Linked DNA regions of Homo sapiens: region 1 is linked to region 2. Evidence: read pairs that join two places in POLR2A ChIA-PET (ENCODE). Cell type or tissue: OCI-LY7. All regions are shown on one strand. Links, peaks and the distances in the headings refer to the core of each region. The heading gives the core; the rest is flanking DNA. Region 1 overlaps GPR157 (G protein-coupled receptor 157). Region 2 overlaps SLC2A7 (solute carrier family 2 member 7).

Region 1 (4,387 bases), core at 227-4,226, 100 kb after region 2:
TGCCACTGCACTTCAGCCTGGGTGACAGAGCGAGACTCCGTCTCAAAAAAAAAAAAAAAAAAAAAAGAATAAAAGAATATGGGCCTGATCAACAGGGAGGGGTTGTTTGAACACACAGAAGGAGCAGCTGTGTGAGGGCCAGAAGCTGCCAGAGGGTGGTATTTGAGAGAGAGGAGGTAAGAGGTAGAATCAGGGAGCCGGTGGAAATGGAGAGGGTGGAATGGTCCACTGATCCTGCAAAGCGGGCTGAGCCAGACTGACTCATGTACAGGCATGGACAGTGGTGTGTTGGGAACATTTCACAACTGGCTCTCCAGAAAAACATAGACGTGTGCATGTGTGCATGTATGCATGTTTACACACACACACATATAAATGTATAAATTTCACCTGCAGGATGTGAAGCATACAATTTATAAATAATAATAAAGTATACAATAATAATACTCCTTCTTTATTGTCCATTTCATGCAGCCAATTGATTCTCACAGAATGCTTTTGTTGATTTCAGCCAAACCCTGGATTTTGCCAACCTGTGGATGCAATCAGCAAATGAGAGCGCTCCGTGGCATGAAGTTAATTGATGCTTTCATTTCCCTTAACGGGATGAAAATGAAGTAAGGAAGACATAGAAAACAAGACATATGTTGGTTGCTCATGTCACTGGTTGGTGACATGAGCAACTTCTTTGCTGAATCAGGTACGAGTTTTCTTCCCCCCACACTGGGAGACTGTTTCCTCAATTTGTTTCTGCTCCATGATCCTGTCTCTTCTCCTTACCTCTTTTTTACATACTGGGTTTTCTGCCTGCCCCAACACAGCTGCCATCTCTTCTTAAGCTCAGAGATAAGTAACACTTAAGTTTAATCTATACCTTTAATGTCTTCTCCATTACTTTCTTAAGTCTAGATCAGGGGTCCAGCAAACTGTGGCTCTCAGGCCAAATCTGGCCCACAGTTTTTTTTTTTTTTTAGATAAAGTTTTATTGCAACACAGGCACACCTAGTCATTTACAGATTGTCTACCGCTGCTTTCAGGCAGAGTTGAGCAGTTACAACTGAGACTGCCTGGTCCACAAAGCTGAAAACACTTACTTTACAGGAAAACTTTGCTGATCTCTGCTCTACACAATCAACAAAGCAATAAATCAAGCCTTGATTTGTAGTCTTTGCCAACTTCCATGTGTAAATACTTCCACCATGGCCAATTTCCAGCCACCAACACATGTGGCTGGGAACAGATGCACATAGCACACCATTATATATATATTATATTATATATATATATAATATAATTATATATATTATATATATAATATAATTATATATATAATTATATATATATTACATATAATATAATTATATATATAATTATATATATATTATATATAATATAATTATATATAAATTATATATAAATTATATATATTATATTATATATAATATATATAAATTATATATAATTTATATATAATTATATATAAATTATATATATATATATTTTTTCACCACAGAGATATGATAGACACAACAACCTCAAGCATGTAAAGAGCAAAATAGCTATGACACGATGAGCTTTGAGTATTTATGGCTTTTTTTTTTTATTTTATTATTCCCAGCACTTTGAGAGGCCGAGGCGGGCGGATCATGAGGTCAGGAGTTTGAGACCAGCCTGACCAACATGGTGAAACCCCGTCTCTACTAAAAATACAAAAAAATTATCTGGGCATAGTGGCACGTGCCTGTAATCCCAGCTACTCAGGAGGCTAAGGCAGGAGAATTGATTGTTGATTGAACCGGGGAGGTGGCAGTGAGCCAAGATCGTGCCACTGCACTCCAGCCTGGGTGACAGAGGAAAAAAAAAAAAAAAGCATTATTATTTTAGAGACAGGGTCTTGCTCTGTTGCCCAGACTGGAGTGCAGTGGCATAGTCATGGCTCACTGCAGCCTCCAAATCTCGGACTCAAGTAATCCTCTCACCTCAACCTCCTGAGTAGGGGGTACTACAGACACATGCTACCATGCCCGGCTTATTTTTTGCTTTTTGTAGAGACAAAGGCTTGCTTTATTGCCCAGGCTGGTCTTGAACTCCTGGCTTCAAGTTATCTTCTCGCCCTGGCCTCTCAAAGTGCTGGGATTACAGACAAGAGCCGCCATGCCCAGTCTATTATTTTTCAAAATGGGATCTCACTATGTTTTCTCAAGTGATCCTCCCGTCTCAGCCTCCCAAGGAGCTAGGACTACAGGCAGGAGCCCCATGCCCAGCTCTGTTTTTAATATAATCTAGTTTTTAATACTGGTCGTATCTAACAATCAGCTCACAAAATTCCCTAAAATGGAACAATCGGGTCTCTCAAGCTGGCTCCAGGACACTAGCAGACATAGGATAAAAACGATAAGGAGATGACAGTGCCCCAGGTTCCTGACTACAGGGTAAGGAGAAAGTTGGTGTATCTGGAACTCTCAGAAGGATAAACAGGGCAGTTCTCCAGCCAGGGGGCCACCCTGAGCTGCAGGTAGTCTAAATCTGATAGGTGCTCCACAAACACATGTGTGGCATAAATCCTGCTTTCTAGAAATGCGTATTGCAGTTCTGACATGTAGCTGGGCACGGTGGCTCACGCCTGTAATCCCAGCACTTTGGGAGGCCGAGGTGGGCAGATCACCTGAAGTCAGAAGTTTGAGACCAGCCTCGCCAACATGGCGAAACCCCATCTCTACTAAAAATACAAAAAAATTAGCCGGACGTGGTGGTGGGCACCTGTAATCCCAGCTACTGGGGAGGCTGAGGCAGGAGAATCACTTGAACCCGGGAGGTGGAGGTTGCAGTAAACTGAGATCGCGCCACTGTACTCCAGCCTGGGCGACAGAGTGGGACTCCGTCTCAAAAAAAAGCAAAACAAACAAACAAACAAAAAACACAAAAAAACAAAAAAAACCCCCACAGTTCTGACATGTAACACCTAACAGTTTTTCCCCCCTTCATACGGGAAGCCACCACCCCAAAAAAATAAAGCCAGAACAAGTAACACAGGGCTTAATAACTGCACATATGAAAAAGACCAAGGGATTTGGTTGATTACAACCTAGAAATTCATGTGGTTGGAGGGGTCATCCTGCTGCTCAGATGTGGGTGGCTCAGAACAGCCAATGGCTGGTGCTGTCTGCCTGTGAGTGGACATCTGCAGCTCACATTCTAAACCTGAGACTGACAAGCTGGCGCCAGTGCCAGGTCACCTGAGGAGCATGTAAAGAGACGCTGGGCCTTGAGCTATCCTCAAATGGTTAAAAAGTCTTGAAGAGGACCTGGTGGTGGAGAAGTGGTTAGATGCCGGAGGAATGGGCGGGGTCCTGCCCAGTCCTAAATCTGGGGGCTGAATAGGCAGCTTCCACTGAGAGAAGGTGAGTGCTCATGTTCAGGGGGTGCCATGACAGGTGCTGGGTGGGGGTGCAAGGTGGGGATGTGGGTTAGAGCAGGTGACCCATAAGGCCCCTCCTGTCTAAACCTGTGACTCTGAGGCTGGGAGGAGGCCAAGCTGAGCCTGCCTGGACGGAGGAAGCCCGGGACAGCCACCTCGTGTGTAACTCTGATTGGCAGGGGCACCACAAGCTTCTCCCAGAGGTACCTGGGCCCCAGTTCCAACTTGTATTTGCCTAGAAATGAAAGCCAGACTCCAAGTCGGCTTCCTTCCCACTCAGAGGCCGTTAAGGGTTCAATTGTGTCCCCTACAAATTTCATCTGTTGAAGTCCTAATCCCCAGAACCTCAGAATGTGAGTGTATTTGAGAGATAGGGTCTTTCAAGAGGTGATTAAGTTAAAATGCAGTCATCAGAGTGGAACCTAACCTAACAACCTCTGTGGTCATAACTTAAGAGGAAAGGCTGGGCATGGTGGCTCACACCTGTAATCCCAGCACTCTGGGAGGCCAAAGGATCACTTGAACCCAGGAGAGTTTGAGACCAGCCTGGGCAACAAAGTGAGACCCTGTCTCTACAAAAAAATACATAAATTAGCCAGGCGTGGTGGCACACACCTGAAGTCCCAGCTACCCAGGAGGCTGAGGCGGGAGAACCGCTTGAACCCAGGAGGTTGAGGCTGCAGTGAGCCGTGACTGTGCCACTGCACTCTAGCCTGGGTGAGAGTGAGACCCTGCCTTTTTTTTTTTTTTTTTTTGAGATGGAATCTCACTGTGTCTCCCAGGCTGGAGTGCACTGGCGTGATCTTGGCTCATGGCAAACCTCCGCCTCCCAGGTTCAAGCGATTCTTCTGCCTCAGCCTCCCAAATAGCTGGGATCACAGGCATCCACCATTACACCCAGCTAATTTTTGTATTTTTAGTAGAGACGGGGTTTCACCATGTTGGCCAGACTGGTCTTGAACTCCTGAC
Region 2 (4,387 bases), core at 253-4,252:
AACTCAAGCCACACACAGTTCTGCAAGCCTGGGTTGGGGACCCTGGGACAGGAAGAGGGTAGCAGGTGGTGGGAAAAAGAGGCCTGACCTGGAGTCGGGACACCAGGGTGGAGCCCGGCGCTGCCCTGGAATCCAGGGTCGCAGCTCCTCCCTCTCTGGGCCTCAGGTTTGGCGTCTATAAAATGGAAGTCAGACCATACGACCTCCAAGAGCACTTTTCCCTCCATCATTCAGTTACTCTAAGAGCTCAGATCCCAAAGAATGACTTCTTACCTCTCACTCTGGGCCAAGCCAACCGCAAGTTGAGTCTGTCTTCTGGCCCCATGCCAAGGACATTGGCACAAACAGCCCTTTGAAAGGCCACGTGTGCTATTCCACATCTGGTGGCTCCCACCTGGGCCATCTACCCTCCCACGATCACTGGTTAAACATCCATGAATCCCTGAGGCCAAGGCCACCTCTTCCCGACACGCCACTGGAGCAACTGGGTCACCCACCCAATCTCCAGTGTTTTAGCTTCTGTCAGATCTCCACCCTTCCCTCACACCATGGTTAGATACAGTTACAGCCAAAGAGCCACGGTCGCAGAAAGCGATGCCACAAACATCACAGACAAGTGGGCCCAAGATGGGCTCCTGACACAGGCTGGGCCTACCAACCCAGGCCTGGTGACCTGAGCTTGGACCCAGGAGACCTCAGCTCATCTCAGTCTAGCTGGTCTCTTGTATAGAAGGGAAAGGACTATTGGCAGGAGGCATTCCTTCTGGGGACTGGGAAACAGAGAAAAATGAAGCTGGCATGTGGGGAGAGGCAGAGCACGGAGGCAGAGAGGAGTGAGGTTTCTTCCTGACATCTGGCTCTGCCTGGACTGATCCTGGCCCCACTGCCAGGCCAGGCCTCTGTGGGTGGAACTGTGTGTTGCTATCCATGAAGCCTGGGTCTGCTTCATCTGTCTCCCTGCCTGGCCACCGTCCCACATACCGCATTGATGCCCGACAGCTGCTGGCCGGCCATGAGCACGATGATGGAGAGGAGCTGCCAGCGCAGGGACCGCAGGGCACAGAGGTGCAGCACAGACAGGTGGCCCTCGGCGCGCTCGGCCCGGGCCTCCGCACGCATGTCCTCCAGCTCGGCCTCCATGTCCGTGTGGCCTCTCAGCCTCCTCAGAGCTGCGGAAAGCAGAACCACCCGCTCAGAGGGCCGTCTCCCTGCAGGCTGGGCCCCAAGCCCCCATGCTGGCCCTGAGCTCACCATTCCCTGACCTGACCTTGGTTGTGCCCCAGTTGCCACCCCCCCACCCCGTTCAGCTCCCAGCTCTCACCCCTGACCCATGGCGACCCTGACTGTGGCCCTGACCGTGTCTCTGCCTGGCCCCCGGGGTGGGCAGGGCCTGGGAGAGTAGCCGGCGACTTCATACCTTGTCGCGCTGTGGCTTCATCTCCTTTCTGAATCAGGGAGTAGCGGGGGCTTTCGGGGAAGAAGGGCAGGGTCAGCAGCTGCAGCAGGGCGGGCACCCCTGTGAGCGCCAGAAGCACCGGCCAGCCTGCAAGGAGCCAAGGACTCAGGATCCCGGGGCCTGGGCACCCCCTGGCCCACCTACCACTGTGCTCGGAAGGTCACGCTCCTATGTGTGAACCAAGGACTGTGGGGACTTCATTCTCACCAGGGTACTCCTACAAATGGTTTCCACATTCAAAACGGAGGGAATCATGAGAGTTATACAAATTTACACGTCATTAATTATTTTGCAGGAAGAACACCGTTTCTCTAAAGAATAGGCAATGATTTAAACACTTGAACCCCGGAGAAAATGAGCTCAGTCTTGTTCCTACTTTTATAGCAGGAAAGGGGATAATCTCTGCCTCATTAGGGCCATGGTAGGGCAGGGCCTGGACCCTGCGCTGGGTCTGAGTGAGCTCCTTCTGGATGGCTTGGCCTAAGGAGGGGAACTGAGATTCCACTAAGAGAACAGGGTCTCCGTCTGCCTCCCACCCCTGCTGGTATGGTGGGAAGTGGACAAGTTCTTTTTTTTTTTTTTTTTTGAGACAGAGTCTAGCTCTATCAGCCAAGCCGAAGTGCAATGGTGCGATCATAGCCCACTGCAACCTCAATCTCCCAGGCTCATGTGATCCTCCCACCACAGCTTCCTGAGTGGCTGGAACTACACGCGTGCATTACCGCACCTGGCTCATTTTTTTTTTTTTAATTTTTAGTAGAGACAGAGTCTTGCTATGTTGCCCAGGCTGGTCGTGAACTCTTGGGCTCAAATGATCCTCCTGCCTTGGCCTCCCAAAATGCTGGGCATGAGCCACTGCACCCAGCTGACAAGTTCTTTAATGTCTCTGAGCCTCAGGCAAGAAGTGGCGAGGGCTGAATGAGGCACAGGTGCTAAGCGTCATGCACGGTGGATTCCCCAGCTGATGTCTCTCTAATTGACGATTTAATACTCAGCGGCTCTGGGAGTTTAGGAATCATTACTGTTAACGATCTTTCATGGAGCACCCTCCAGGTTCTGAGTCTCTGAACCTCTTCAGGGTACTGTGGGGACCACAAAGACATAAATCCACCCATTAAGGAATATGTGCAGAATTTGGGTCATTCAGAAATGTCTGTAAAAAACCCCGGCCGGGCATAGTGGCTCATGCCTGTAATCCCTTCACTTTGGGAGGCGGAGGCAGGAGGATTACTTGAGCCCAGGAGTTACAGATCAGCCTGGACAACATAGTGAGACCCTTGTCTCTATAACAAAAATAGAAAAAAAGAGCTGGGCATGGTGGTGTGTGCCTGTAGTCCCAGCAACTTGGGAAGCTGAAGTGGGAGGATCGCTTGAGCCTGGGAAGTCAAGGCTGCAGTGAGCTATGATCGCACCACTGCACTCCAGCCTGGGTGACAGAGTGAGACCAGGAAGGAAGGAAGGAAGGGAAGGAGGGAGGGAGGGAAGAAGAGAGAGAGGAAGGAAGGAAGGAAGGAAGGAAAGGAGAGAGGAAGGAAGGAAGGAAAACAAAAAGGAAAGAAGGGAAAGAGAAAAAGAGAGAAAAAGGAGAAACCCCACTGGGTTCCTGGGCTTTTATTGCTGGCCGCATTCATTCAGGCCCGCCTGGTGGTCCATCCTCTTATCCTCTTTCCCTCCACCCTCCACGAGTGTCTCTCACTTTCTCCTGTTGGGGCTTTAAAACAATACCCCAAAATGAAGGCCTCAGCAGCGCCCTCAGAAGCAAGTTTTTCTCTGACCTTCTCCTGTCCCCCTGTCTCAGTCCCACTCCCCCCGAGGCTAACCCTAGAAACTAGCATCCCTAGTCAGGATTCCTGGGCAGGTCATACAAACCGGATCCCCTTTCCCCAAAACCAGTTCCATAAAACCTAAAAATATTCTAGGTAAAAACTGGCCATACGGGTGGATCACCTGAGGTCAGGAGTTCGAGACCATCCTGGCCAACATGGAGAAATCCTATCTTTACTAAAAATACAAAATTAGCTGGGCGTGGTGGCGCTCGCTTGTAATCCCAGCTACTCAGGAGGCTGAGGCAGGAGAACTGCTTGAACCCGGGAAGCGGAAGTTGCAGTGAGCTGAGATCGCGCCATTGCACTCCAGCCTGGGTGACAGGGTGAGACCCTGCCTCAAAACAACAACAACAAAACAACAACAACAACAACAAAACTAGCCAGAAGGAAAATCTCTGACCAATGCTGTTGGCTGTAGGTCATAAAAGGCCCCCTATTCTGCAGAGGGTCCTGCCCCACACCCAGAAGGAAGGCTGTACAGAGGCCAAGAAGGACCTACACAGACAGGCCTCGCGGGGTCTCCCCACTCAGTCCATTTACGTCGGATCAGACCCTTTTTGTCCAATGCTATTTCTACTCGGCTGTCCGTACTCTGTTGAGCCTGGACTAAAACGGACAATTTCCCCTCTATCTCTGGCTCTTCACTCTGAAGGCTCTGCGAATCTGGTTAAATATGTTTGCATGCCTTTTCTATTAATCAATCGGCTTCGTGTCAGTGATTTTTCAGCAGACCTTCAGAGGGCCACACTCCTCTCTCCTAAATCTCCACCACGACCCCCACTCGCTCTCAGGCAATGGCCTTGCCTCCTAATTCACTGGGAAGATAGAGGCCGCCAGAAGAAAACAGCCACCCAGTGACAGAGACGGTGGCTGTGAACCTGCTTGCCCTGCATTGACTTCCCTCTGTACTGGACCATTCCTATGGCAGCCAAATTATGCTGACACTTTTCATGGCTTGAAAGAAACCTCTTCTCTCGACCTCACTTCCCCAACTTCTCTCCTTCCCTTTATAGCAGAACCCCTACCTGCCTCAGAGCCCGATTCCCATTCCTAAGCACGATTTGTCGCCATCACTCACCAAAACAGCCCCGACCACGTCACCCAT

The links. Peaks named below come from ENCODE experiments on the same cell type or tissue, not always from the same donor. Only the 100,000 strongest peaks of a DNase experiment are listed, where the experiment ranks them.
Region 1: POLR2A ChIA-PET joins it to region 2 with 7 read pairs; 12 of 35 experiments call an interaction of 5 or more read pairs at or near these places.

Annotation. Positions count from the first base shown.
Region 1 is chr1:9,114,877-9,119,263 of GRCh38, forward strand. The region is part of intron 1 of GPR157 (G protein-coupled receptor 157); the gene reads right to left. Among named protein-coding and RNA genes, the nearest start is that of GPR157, 12 kb to the right of the region's middle. RefSeq lists a silencer at 760-960. In OCI-LY7, for the core only: no CTCF peak of the experiment used is centred there; no DNase peak of the experiment used is centred there.
Region 2 is chr1:9,013,700-9,018,086 of GRCh38, forward strand. SLC2A7 (solute carrier family 2 member 7) reads right to left here. Exons shown (of 12, transcript NM_207420.3): 6 at 1,418-1,543; 7 at 982-1,169. Among named protein-coding and RNA genes, the nearest start is that of SLC2A7, 11 kb to the right of the region's middle. In OCI-LY7, for the core only: no CTCF peak of the experiment used is centred there; a DNase peak (open chromatin) is centred at 2,372; H3K27ac peaks cover 887 bases.